Linked DNA regions of Homo sapiens: region 1 is linked to region 2. Evidence: chromatin loops called from intact Hi-C (ENCODE). Cell type or tissue: natural killer cell. All regions are shown on one strand. Links, peaks and the distances in the headings refer to the core of each region. The heading gives the core; the rest is flanking DNA.

Region 1 (6,338 bases), core at 1,534-4,033, 150 kb before region 2:
CACACTAAGGGAAGGACAATGGCCTAAGAGTTGGACACTTGGGCCACCAGACAGAAGGCAACATTTTGACTTAGAAGATCTGACTTCAGCACTCCTCTCTGCCACTTATTGGCTGTGTGATCTTGGAAAAGGCAGAATTCAGTAAACTGCTTTGGCTTTTTGAGTCTCTTAAACTGGGAGATGGAGCTAATTGTGCTGGTTCTATATATATATTATAGGGTAATTGTGCAATGCAAAGAAAACTCTTCTGTGATAGGGCTTTTTAAGCCATAAAGTGCTGTACAAGTCAGTTAGTTATTGGCTAGCCAATAACTAAGTTCTAAGGTTCACCTTAGAACTCATCTAGCCCAAACTGAAGATAAGATACATTAGCATAACCACGGTGAACTAAAATGACTTCTACCATCAGCTGTAATTTATTGAGCATGTACTGTGTCTCAGGCATTGTGCTTAGGGCCTTATCACACCCAGTCCTCACAATAAGCTTTTGAGCTAGCACTTATTAGCACCATTTTATATTCAAGGAACAGAAACCTCGAGAGGTTAAAGAACCTGCTTTCAGTTGCATGGTTGGTCCAGGGAAGAGAACCCAGGTCTCTGACTCCAGCTATGCACTGAGTGACCTTAGACAGTCACCTTACCTCTCTGGCTCTGCCACTAAGTAGCTGCTTGATCCTGGGTAAGTCCATTCTTCTAATCATAAGTGCCTGATTGTGTTACCTGAGATGATCTTCCAGTTCCTCTCAATTCTGCATCAGCCTTAAGAACAGTCTGCACTGTTTCTAGCTGTAAAGTGAGACAGGAGCCTATTTCTCCAAGTAGTACAGCAGCGGTGTGAAATATGACACAGCATCATTCTGTGTTCCTGCGGAGGACCTTCATTCCTTCATTCACCTTCTCCTCCCAGATGGACAGCTACTGGGAAGTTACAGTTCCCAGATGGAAGCTACTGTACATGCAGATGTACAGTTACATTTTTTCTCTCTTCTTTATAACAAGCAAGGCATTTTATGTGTGTAAATTTGTGTATAAACACATCTGTTTGCCTCTGCAAAGCACAAGAAACCATATTCCTTAGTCTCAGAGGTAGCTTGGGTGAATTCGTCATCTTGCTTTGGATCTATTTGCTGAGCTAGAAATTTCTGGACTCAGCCTTGGAAATGAATCCTGCAGGAGCTATTTGGCAAAATGAGCTTAGCCAGGAGGTTTTAAATCACACTCCCAGCCAGGAAAAAGGGGAAGGCCCAGGGGCCACCAGATATCTGCATCAGGACTTAGCATCCTGGCACCAGTTTTTCAAATCAAGTAATTGTGTCTGCTTTGGGAAAGACTAATTGTGTGTGGACTCAAATGGTCATCCCGGAACAGCTGCTGTTTCTGTAAAGTCCTCTGTGGGGGTCAAGCATTTTCTACCTGTTGCAGCTGCCTCTCTAGGGCTAATGTGTTCCCATGACCCAGGTTAAGGGCCATGACCTACTTGCATGAGCAGCTGTTAATTGTGGAAGTGAAAATTGATGGAATTATTCATTCCTGTGTTTGAATCCTGGCTCTATCAGCTGTGACCCTAGGCAATTTATTCAACCTCCTTGTGCCCCAATTTCCTCATTAATGGGACAAATATGAGTGATGTCCATTCTACAGGGTGGTTTCCCCCAGTTTTGTTGAGGTATGGTTTGCATACAAAAAAAATTTAAGAATTTAAACTGTACAATATGATGCTTTTTCACAAATACATAGTTGTGTAACCATGACCAAAATGGTCTAGAACGCTTCCATCAACCCAAAAAGTTTCTGTGTTCTTCTGTAGTCCTTCCCTCCTACCCTAGCCCCGGCAATCACTGATTTGCAATCACTAGAGTTTTGCCTTTCCTGGATTTCAATCCGTGGACTTATACAGTATATAGTCTTTTTTTTTTTACTTTGTTTTTTAAGTTATACAGTAGAATTAACTTTTTTATTTTGGCATAAAGTTCTCTGAAGTTTAACAGGTATATAGATTTGGATGACCATCAGCACAATCAGGAGACAGAACAGTTTCACTTTGCAGAGTAGTTTTATGGATTAAGGGGATCAATGTATAAAAAGTGCTCAGAATAGTTGTTTGCACAGAATGAGTGCTCAAAAATGGTTGTTTTTATTAGCAATGACATGCTTCTTCAAGCTGCATCATCTGTGGTTCACATTTTTTTCCAAATAATTTCAACTTTTATTTTAGATTCGGGGTGGGGGGTACATGTTCGTGTTTGTTGCTTGGGTATATCTCGCGATGCTGAGGTTTGGGATACAGATGATCCCATCACCCAGGTACTGAGCATAGTACCCATCAGTCAGTTCTTCAACGCTTGCTTCCCTCTCTCCCTGCCCCTCCAGTAGTCCTCAGTGTCTGTCGGTGCCATTGAGTACCCAACGTTTAGCTCCCACTTATGAGTGAGAACAGGCAGTATTTGATTTTCTGTTCCTACATTAATTCACTTAGGATAATGGCCTCCAGCTGCATCCATGTTACTGCAAAAGACATGATTCTGTTCTTTTTTATGGCTGTGTAATATTCCACATTGCATATATACAGGGTCAGCATTTCTATCCTCCATCCATATCTAACAAGAATCCAGAGTAGCACCCATGCAGAAGGTGAAATTCTTAAAAATTACATGAGCAGTTGTGAGTTGGTTCCTGAAACCCTTATTCTAAGAAGATGGGTTAAGGGCCCTTCTAATGCTGTTTTCTTATCAGTGTCAAGGCATCCTGCTGTAAGGCTGCCAGGAGAAAAAGCCTCCTCCTTCTTTCCCTTTTGCCTTCCGCCATGGGATGACACAGCATTCCTCCCCTCCAGAGGATGCAGCCTCCACCAGAGAACTGAGCCTGCTGGTGTGTTGATCTTGGACTCCCCATCCTCCAGAACGGTGAAAAATAAATTTCTGCTCTTTATAAATTACCCCATCTCAGATATTCTGATGAATGGACTAAGACATTCACTCAGGCCTGCAGAAGACAGTCAAGCCCCTACTAACCACACTTAATTGTGGAGAAAACCCATCAGCCTGAGGTCCTGCAAGGAATCGCCCTCCCATTCCTGGCCTCCAGGTGGTGCCCTTCCCTGCCCCCAGATGGCAGTTTATTATTGCAAAGAAGACCCGCAAATAGAATATTCCTCATTCCTTGTGAGTTTGAAGCAAAGCCCTGAGCTGTCTAAATAGGATGATCACCTGCCCTGCCTTGCCCGAACAGTCCAGTCTGACACCAGTTAAGTCCTGGTATAACTGTAATATTATAGTACATCCTTTCACCTTCAAAAGTCCTCCAGTTTGCACAATGAATCATATGCTCACCCTACGACTAGGTGACCTTTGGCAAGCCACTTAATCTCTCTAGATCTCTTTTCCTTCATCCAGAAATGAAAGGACTAGAGTAGCTCTTCCAGCACCAAGAGGCCTATGGAAGTAAAATCTTCTTGCACAAGTTTGCCATCACGTATAAACCATTGATTAAGGAGTCATGATGCTATCTTGAGAGTCAGAAACATTGATGTGTAATAAATTATTTGTGTTACATTGGAACCCCCCCCCCCCAACCAAAGATTGAGTACACACTTTGTAACCATCCTCATACCTCCTTTAAGGTAAAATCTTGGGAAATTAAGACATTTGATGAAAAAGTAAAGCTCAGATTGTTCTGCTCACTTGGATCTGCGACCTTTTCTTGTCGCAATATTGAACCTCCTGCTCCTGCCACTACCATACTAGTAGCTTTCACACACACAAACCCCATCACACCTCAGTCATTTTGCACCTCCCAGGTAAAACGCCCCTGTGATTAATAAGGTATTTTACTAGAAACTCTAGGTTCCCCTTGAACCATTTTGCTTTGTAGAATTAATTACAAGTTAAATGATTTCTTTGCATTGAACACCCCTAGGAAGCAACCCCAGGAATTTATCAGCATCATCTACTTAGGTTTTGTTTCAATTCTGGTCTTTAGAGAGCCGAAACAGTAAGAAGATTCTGTCACCTCCAACTCCTCCGTGAATCCTATTGGTGTCGGCATTTAGCCTCCTTTGCCATCAAACAAAAGAGAGAATGTTTCTGCTCCAAAAAGCAGTTGCAAGCTTTGCTTTTAAAACCTCAGGGGCATCCAAACACTCAATCCTACAAAGCTCTAGTGCCGCTTCTGGAGTATTCATTTAGCTTGATTTACATTATTTTAATTTTCTTAGGGGTGTCTTTACTAGCTGGAGGGTGATATTTCCCCCTTAATTAAAGAACAAGTTGATTCCAAAGCACTCAAAACAAGCCCCTTTCAAATCCTGTCTCGCTTGTCACTTTCTCCTGCTGTTCCCTGTCTTCTGAGTGCTTTTCAGCTTCCCAGCCTCCCTGCCTTCTCAAACTGGAAACGAGACGGAACAACAGTGAGGCGAAGCGTGGCTTTCAATGGAGCCAGCCAGCCCTTGGCTTTAATTCATCTAATTCCCTGGAGCGTGTGGCAATTTGGGGAGGACCAGGTAGTGTTATTGCTATCTCATAGAAAAGCTATATTAAGTTAGTAAAATTCAACAAAAATTCATATAACTAAGCCAGGAACTGTGCTACCTTAGGGCTGCACCCAAGAACAAATCCTGCCACTGTCCTCTGGGGGCTCTAGTTCCTGACGGCATCTTAGGTAAAGTGCTTTGGGGGGCAAGTAACAGAAACGCACTCAAATGGGGTTAAACTAAAAGGGGGATTTACTAGAATACCTTTGGGATATGTCATAGAACTCAAGGGTAACTGGACAAATGAAGGAACTGGAAGCCAAAACTGAAACAAGGTTATAAGCCAGGGACTCACTCCTACTCCATTGCCCATCTCTGCATGACGGCCTTATTCTCAATTCTCCCCATGAGCTGTCTTTTTTTTATTTTTTATTTTCTGTGTATATAGAGGGCAGAAATGGTCCCACTTCAGCTCCCAAGTTTATGTTCCTTTGGCGCAAGACCTTCTTGTACTGACTAGCTGTCTGGCTCTTTATCCCAATTCCACATTCTCCAAAGAAGAAATTTGGTTTTCCCCGAGAGGATCTGATGTCCTCTCTGACCCAATCAGCTATCCATGTGGGATGAGGTAGATAAATAGGTCTTGGTTACCTGCCTGTATGGTGGGGAGAACAGTTATCTGGTGAAGGCAGACACTGTCGGTTATGCAGACACCCTAAAAGATGTCTGCCACAGTGGGAAGATAGACAGTTCTATTCAGATCAGCCTGACAAAATTCACAAGCTCAAGTGCTGTTGACACATCCGACTCAAATTAGGGGGATGGAGAAGGCTTTCTGACATAAGCCGGATCTTGAAAGAGAAGCATGAACATAACTGAAATAGGATAAAAGCATCCCAGACAAACAGGAGTGTCACCCATTAATAGAAAGAATAACTATAAGCAATCCATAATGTACACTCAAAGAATTTAGCATCTTGTAATTGAGTGTCACAACAGTCTTCCTCATCACAGGGACTCAGTGGCACATCACAGCCATGTGACTCATCTTCCTGGCTGCTAACATTGTTCTCCCTCTCCTTCGTTTCTGCCAGTCAATGTAAAAATCACAGGGTGGGCTCAGATGAGTTGCTCAGGCGTTAACATTAGCTTCAAGCAAGCACATTTGAATGACAGCTCTACCACCTACTGTGTGCCTTCTGATAAGTTATCTAGGCTCTTCCTGAGTGAGAAGAATGGTAATAATAATAATAATGATGTCAACCTCAAAGGGCTGTTGTTGGGATAAAATGAGTTAGTATGAGATAACCTTAGCACTGGATCTGGCACAGAGTGCTAGCACTTTGGGAGGCTGAGGCAGGCAAATCACTTGAGGCCAGGAGTTCGAGACCAGCCTGGCCAACATGTTGAAACCCTGTCTCTACTAAAAATACAATTAGCCCGGTGTGGTGGTGGGTGTCTGTAATCCCAGCTACTCGGGAGGCTGAGGCACAAGAATTGCTTGAATCCAGGAGGTGGAGGTTGTAACAAGCCAAGATCTTGCCACCATACTCCAGCCTCGGCAACAGAGTGAGACCCTGTCTCAAAATAAATAAATAAATAAATCTTTTTTTTTTTTTTTTTTTTACCAGCCCCTTTCCTCTGTGTCTTTTCCAGTAGTAGGCTGATGAGATGTCATAGATTTTAAAAATGCGGACTTTAGGTATGTGGTCTAACATAGGGACAGAATAGTTAAAACAAGGACTCCCCCCACCACCAAAGGAAGTTTTCTAACATAATTGTCCATCAGATATGTCCACATCTCTTGTCTCCCTGTCAGTTTCTAGAACTCAGAGCAAAAAGAATTGTTTATATTGTTCCAGATTACTCA
Region 2 (6,338 bases), core at 1,522-4,021:
ATAAAATAATGTAAGGTGCTAAAGAACACCTGGAAATAATATTTTTGATTTTCCTCTTTTTAGAGGGAAAGTCCCTTTAAGGAATGGCGATTTGAGCATAGAACTAAATAAGCCATGCGGCTATCCAGGGACAGAACATTCCAAGCAAGGAATAAGCAATCACAGAAGTTCTGAGGCAGAGGCATGTTTGCTGTGTCCAACAAACAGCAGAGGCCAGGCAGGCTCTGCCATTGCAACAAAAGCAAAAAATGAAAAATGGCATCTAATCAAACTAAAGAGCTTCTGCACAGCAGAAGAAACTATACACAGTGTAAACAAACTACAGAATGGGGAAAAAAATTTTACAGACTATGAATCTGACAAACGTCTAACATCTAGCATCTATAAGAAACTTAAACAAATTTACAAGAAAAAACTAACCACCCTATCAAAAAATGGGCAAATGACATGAACAGACACTTCTCAAAAGAAGACATACATGTGGCCAACAAGCATATGAATGGGTCATCCATGTGGATTTTGAAAACACCAAGAATGATGGCAGGACTAGGGATGGAAAGAAAGAAGCAAAAACAGTTGCTCTAATTTTCTTTCTTTTTTTTTTTTTTTTTTCCTGAGACAGAGTCTCACTCTGTCCCCCAGGCTGGAGTGCAGTGGCGCGATCTCAGCTCACTGCAAGCTCCACCTCCTGGGTTCACGCCATTCTCCTGCTCAACATCACTCCTTATTAGAGAAATGCAAATCAAAACCACAATGAGATAACATCTCACACCAGTTAGAATGGATATTACTAAAAAGTCAAAAAACAACAGACGCTGGTGAGGTTGTAGAGAAAAAGGAATACTTAGACACTGTTGGTGGGAGTGTAAATTAGTTCAACCATTGTGAAAAACAGTGTGGCAATTCCTCAAAGACCTAATGACAGAAATATCATTTAACCCAGTAATCCTACTACTGGGTATATACCCAAAGGAATATAAGTCATTCTATTATAAAGACACATGCATGTATAAGTTCATAGTTCATTGCAGCACTATTCACAATAGCAAAGTGATGGAATCAACCTAAATGCCTATCAATGATAGACTAGATAAAGAAAATCTGGTACATATACACCATGGAATACTATGCATCCATAAAAAAGAATGAGATCATGTCGTTTGCAGGGACATGGATGAAACTAGAGACCATTATCTTTGGCAAACTTACACAGGAACAGACAACCAAATATCACATGTTCTTACTTATAAGTAGGAACTAAATGAGAACACGTAGACACCAAGGGGAACGACACACACTGGGGCCTATCAGACGGTGGAGGGTGAAGGGGTGAGAGGATCAGGAAAAATAACTAATGGATATTAGGCTTAATGCCTGGGTGATGAAATAAGTCTGTACAACAAACCCCCATGATACACATTTACATGTGTAACAAACCTGCACATCCTGCTTATGTACCCCTGAAATTAAAAGTTTTTTAAAAAGAATTATTAACTAGTGAAAGGTAGTTTTGTGCTAACAGAATTTAAAGAACACTCTAAGGAAGACAGAAATAGTAAAAGTAGGGAGTAGTGACTGGCCATGGTGCTACAGTCCAATGCTGGCAAGCTGGAAGGTACCCAGTGGGAGGCTGGCAGAACAAGCTGGAAGGTGGGCACTACTGAGTCTTCTGCAAGCTGCTGAGAGCCACACGATCAGAGGAAGAAAAGCATCCTAGAACCTAAAGAAACACCCTCTTCCTCCTCCTGCTATGCCTTGCAGTATCCCTCCAGTGCCCTCTACCGACAAAGGCTAACATTCCGCCACCTGGCATTGAAATGTTTCCAGGGTCCAGCTCTACTATCACAAAGCAGAGCAAAGAACGGTGCATTTGGAGCTAAAAGTCATAAATTGGTAACTAGTATAATAACACTGTAAATTATTTAGCTCTAGAATGAGTTTTTAAATCCTTTAAATTAAGTCTTGAACAAAGCCTCCACCTTCTTCTTATTCAAAAGCACCTTGGCTATTCCTGGCCTTTTGCAGTTCCAAATGAACACTGGAACCAGCTTGTCAATTTGAAAAGAACAAAGTTTTAACTTGTATTGAGACTGCATTGCTTATATAATCAATTTGGGGAGTGTTGACTTTTCACAATCTTGAGTTTTTCCTTGCATGAACATATTAAATCTATTTGTTTTTACATTTTTTTCTTAATTTTTTTCATCTTCTAGGTACAAGTTTTGTCAAAGTCTTTTAGATTTATTTCTAGGTGTTTGGTATTTTTGTTTTGTGGTCATGAATTTCAGGTCAGTCATTACAGTTACAATTTTTCTTCAGCTACATTCAGCTTCTTGAGTGCAGATACAGTGTAGGAGGAGAGAGTTAACCTGGGATAGTGTTTGTCTTACTGAGTAAGACAGGGGGAAATAGGAGCAAGAGAGTTGCTCCATAACAAAAGCTTTATGCAAAGGGCTACAAATATGGGCCTCGAAATTTAAGTTGGGTAACAGGGAAAGTGGGGGCATGAGAAAGATAATGGACAATGGAAAGTGTTGAGATTAGTGGATTGAAGGTCTGAGTGGAGTCAAAGAGTTATTAGGGTGAGGTATGTGAGGGAGTTAACTGCAATGATGTGAGATGGTAGTCTAAGTACAATACTTGAAACTGTAATGACAAGGTCTCAGTGCAGCACTGTTCTATGGAGCTTTCTACAGTGATGGAAATATTCTATATCTATGCTGTTCAATATGGTAGCCACTAACCACACATGGCAATTGGTCACTCGTAATGTGGCTGGTGCTACTGAAGGACTAATCTTTATTGTATTTTATTAATTTCAAATTTAGAAAGCTGTATGTGGGTAGTTACTGTTGTATTGAGCAGCTCAGGTCTAGTGTATGACCATGACAATGTCTGACTGAGTGTGGTGAAGGACACAATCATTGGAATTGAGGTAGCCAAGGAACTGAGAAGCCAGGACATTGGATGGGTGATCCATGTGGATTTTGAAAATACCAAGAATGACGGTAGGACTAGGTATGGAAAGAAAGAAGCAAAAACAGTTGCTCTTTTTTATTTTTATTTTTATTTTTTGAGATGGAGTCTTGCTCTTTCACCCAGGCTGGAGCGCAGTGGCGCGATCTCAGCTCACTGCAGCCTCCGCCTCTCAGGTTCACACCATTCTCCTGCCTCAGCCCCCTGAGTAGCTGGGACTACAGGCACCCACCACCATGCCTGGCTAATATTTTTGTATTTTTAGTAGAGACGGGGTTTCACCATGTTAGCCAGGATGGTCTCAATCTCCTGACCTTGTGATCCGCCCGCCTCGACCTCCCAAAGTGCTGGGATTACAGGCGTGAGCCACCGCGCCCGGCCAGTTGGTCTAATTTTCAATGGATAAGTTTAACCATCAGAACTGAAGAAGACTGCAACAATGACGGGCAGTGGATGGTATGGTCTGAAGGAGCTGGGTTCTTTAAGGATGCAGAAGAAACAATGGTCTGGAAGTCAGCATGAGGAACAGACAGTACCTTCAGGACCAGTAGTTGGCAGGAAGTGGGGGAAGGAAAAGCCACATGAGAGGATATAGGGGAATCAGTGGCTTCAGGGGAGAGTCAGTTTTCATATAGAGCAAGAAAAAGAAGTAATGTTACAAAGAGAGTTTGAGAATGCTGGGAATTTTGCTATTAACAGACCAATGAGTTCCAAAGGGCAGAGTGGAAAGGTCTGAGAAGTTAAAGGGGTGATATATTGGGTCAAACTGGGGGATGTACAGACCCTTAAGTAGATGACAGTCCAGGTGAAAATGGGTCAAATGAGAAGCTTGAAAGTCTTGGTAAGTGGGGTAACACACATAAGGGTATGATGCAACTGGTCCTTGTGGTCACTTAGGGCAGTGGCTTTCAATCACTTCTGACTGAAATTCAGCAAAAGAAATACCTCATAGCAACACTAAGTACAGACATCATGTAAAACAACGTGGAGATTCCTCAAAAAAATTAAAATAGGCCAGGCATGGTGGCTCACACCTGTAATCCCATCACTTTGGGAGGCTGAGGCGGGCAGATCACAAGGTCAGGAGTTCGAGACCAGCCTAGCCAATATGGCAAAACTCCATCTCTACTAAAAATACAAAAATTAGCTGGACATGGTGGCAGGCGCCTGTAGTCCCAGCTTCTTGGGAGGCTGAGGCAGGAGAATTGCTTGAACCCAGGAGGCGGAGGTTGCAGTGAGCCAAGATGGTGCCACTGCACTCCAGCCTGGGCAACAGAGTGAGACTCTGTCTCAAAAAAAAAAAAAAAAAAAATCAAAATAGAACTACCATATGATCCAGCAATCCCTCTTCTAGGTATGTATGCAAAAGAAATAAAATCTGTATGTCAAAGAAATAACTGAACTCCCATGTTCAATGTAGTGTTATTCACTAACCCACCATGAAATCAACCTGAGTGCCCATCAATGGATTTTTTTTAAATGTGGCATATATACACAATGGAATACTGTTCAGCCTTAAAAAAAAAAATAAGGAAATCCTCTTATTTTCAAAAACATGGATAAACTTGGAGGCCATTATGCTAAGTAAAATAAGCCAAGCACAGAAAGACAATTACTACATGATCTCACTTATATGTGGAATCTGAAAAAGTCCAACTCGAAATCAGAAAGTAGAATGGTGGTTACCAGAGACTGAGAGTGAGGGGTTTGTGGGAAATGTTGATCAAAATATACCAAATTTCAGTTACACAGAAGGAATAAGTTCAAGAGATCTATTGTACAACCTACTGACTATAGTTAATAACAATATATTGTATACTTGAAAATTGCTTGGGGAGTAGATTCTAAATGTTCTCACCACAAAGGAAATGTTAAGTATGTAAGGTAATAGATATATTAATTAGCTTAATTTAGCTATTTCATAGCTAAGTTATACATTAGACATGATATGTATACCCCCACCCACCCACCCACCCACACACACACATATATATAGGTTTGAGGTTTGAGGGAGTTCCTTTGTCTGTCTGCCAAGTGAAGACTCAGCAACACGGCAGTATCTATGAAGCAGAGAGCTTTCACCAGACACTGAATCTGCCAGTGCCCTGATCTTGAACTTACACACACACACACACACACATACACACACACACATTTACAATGTATAATTTAGCTATGAAATAGCTATATCAAGCTAATTAATATATCCATTACCTTACATACTTAACATTTCTTTTGTGGTGAGAACATTTAGAATCTACTCTCCTAGCAATTTTCAAGTATACAATATATTGTTATATTGTCTATATACACACACACACCCTGTTGTACACCACGTGCATACAATCATTGTACACCATGTTGTATACTGTCTTAGTCTATCTGGGCTGCCATAACAAAATATCTTAGACCATGTAATTTATAAACAACAGTTCTGGAGGCTGGGAAGTTCAAGGTCAGGGCAACAGCAGATTCAATGTCTGGTGAAAGATCTCCGCTTCATAGACGGTGCCCTGTTGCTGAGTCATTACATGGCAGATGGGCAAAAGAATTCCCTCAAACCTCTTTTATAAGGGCACTAATCCTATTCACGTGGGCTCTGCCATCATGAACTAATTACCTCCCAAAAGCACCACCTCTTAATACCAATATATTGAGAACTAGATTTCAACATATGAATGTTGGAGAGACACAAATATTCAAACCGTAGCAAATAATGTAAATATATAAAATTTTTGTCAATTTAAATTTTAAAAATACTAAGAAACATAAAAATATAAGAAATGCTGCATTAATGTACATATGATGAAACAAAGATTTTAACAAATGATACCTGTCTTTACTATCTGTCACACAGCTTGTTTTTAAAATCTGTTTATTTCCTTATCTATTTATTTTGTTTTCATTAGAAGGACAACACGCAGGTCACAAGACATGGAATTGATTCCACTACTCTATAATTTGGAAAACACTGGCTTACGAGGAGGTGGATAATCAGATCTGGTTATGTCCTTCTTGGAACTGGTCTCTTGGACAGTTTAGTCAGGGGAGGCAGGGAGTTTGTATATAGGGTGTTGAAGGGTAAGAACCATGGGGTCTTAACAGATTCATGGAGAGCTCTGTAGATCCCCTCATTTTAAATCCTATAAAGAGGACTGGTGAATCCAGAAGAGGAAAAGTCTCGCCATAATATCATGATGTTGTCATCAAAGACTACAGATTAGCAACCAAGGCAACTTTAATTTCTATATGCATCTCTCAGAAAAAAATATTAAAGATCCAATTTATAATCTACAGCACTACTTTTTTTTTCAGAGCAGGAGTGAAAGTTTATTAAAAAGCTTTAGAACAGTAAAAAAAAA

Evidence for each region. A loop is a pair of places that touch in the nucleus more often than their neighbours do. Peaks named below come from ENCODE experiments on the same cell type or tissue, not always from the same donor. Only the 100,000 strongest peaks of a DNase experiment are listed, where the experiment ranks them.
Region 1: it touches region 2 in a loop (22-fold over the local background); 12 of 110 quality-filtered maps call a loop at or near these places.

The regions. Positions count from the first base shown.
Region 1 is chr17:51,731,410-51,737,747 of GRCh38, reverse strand. The region is part of intron 4 of CA10 (carbonic anhydrase 10); the gene reads left to right. Among named protein-coding and RNA genes, the nearest start is that of LINC02073, 300 kb to the right of the region's middle. In natural killer cell, for the core only: no CTCF peak of the experiment used is centred there; a DNase peak (open chromatin) is centred at 3,077.
Region 2 is chr17:51,581,147-51,587,484 of GRCh38, reverse strand. No RefSeq gene overlaps it. Among named protein-coding and RNA genes, the nearest start is that of LINC02073, 150 kb to the right of the region's middle. In natural killer cell, for the core only: no CTCF peak of the experiment used is centred there; no DNase peak of the experiment used is centred there.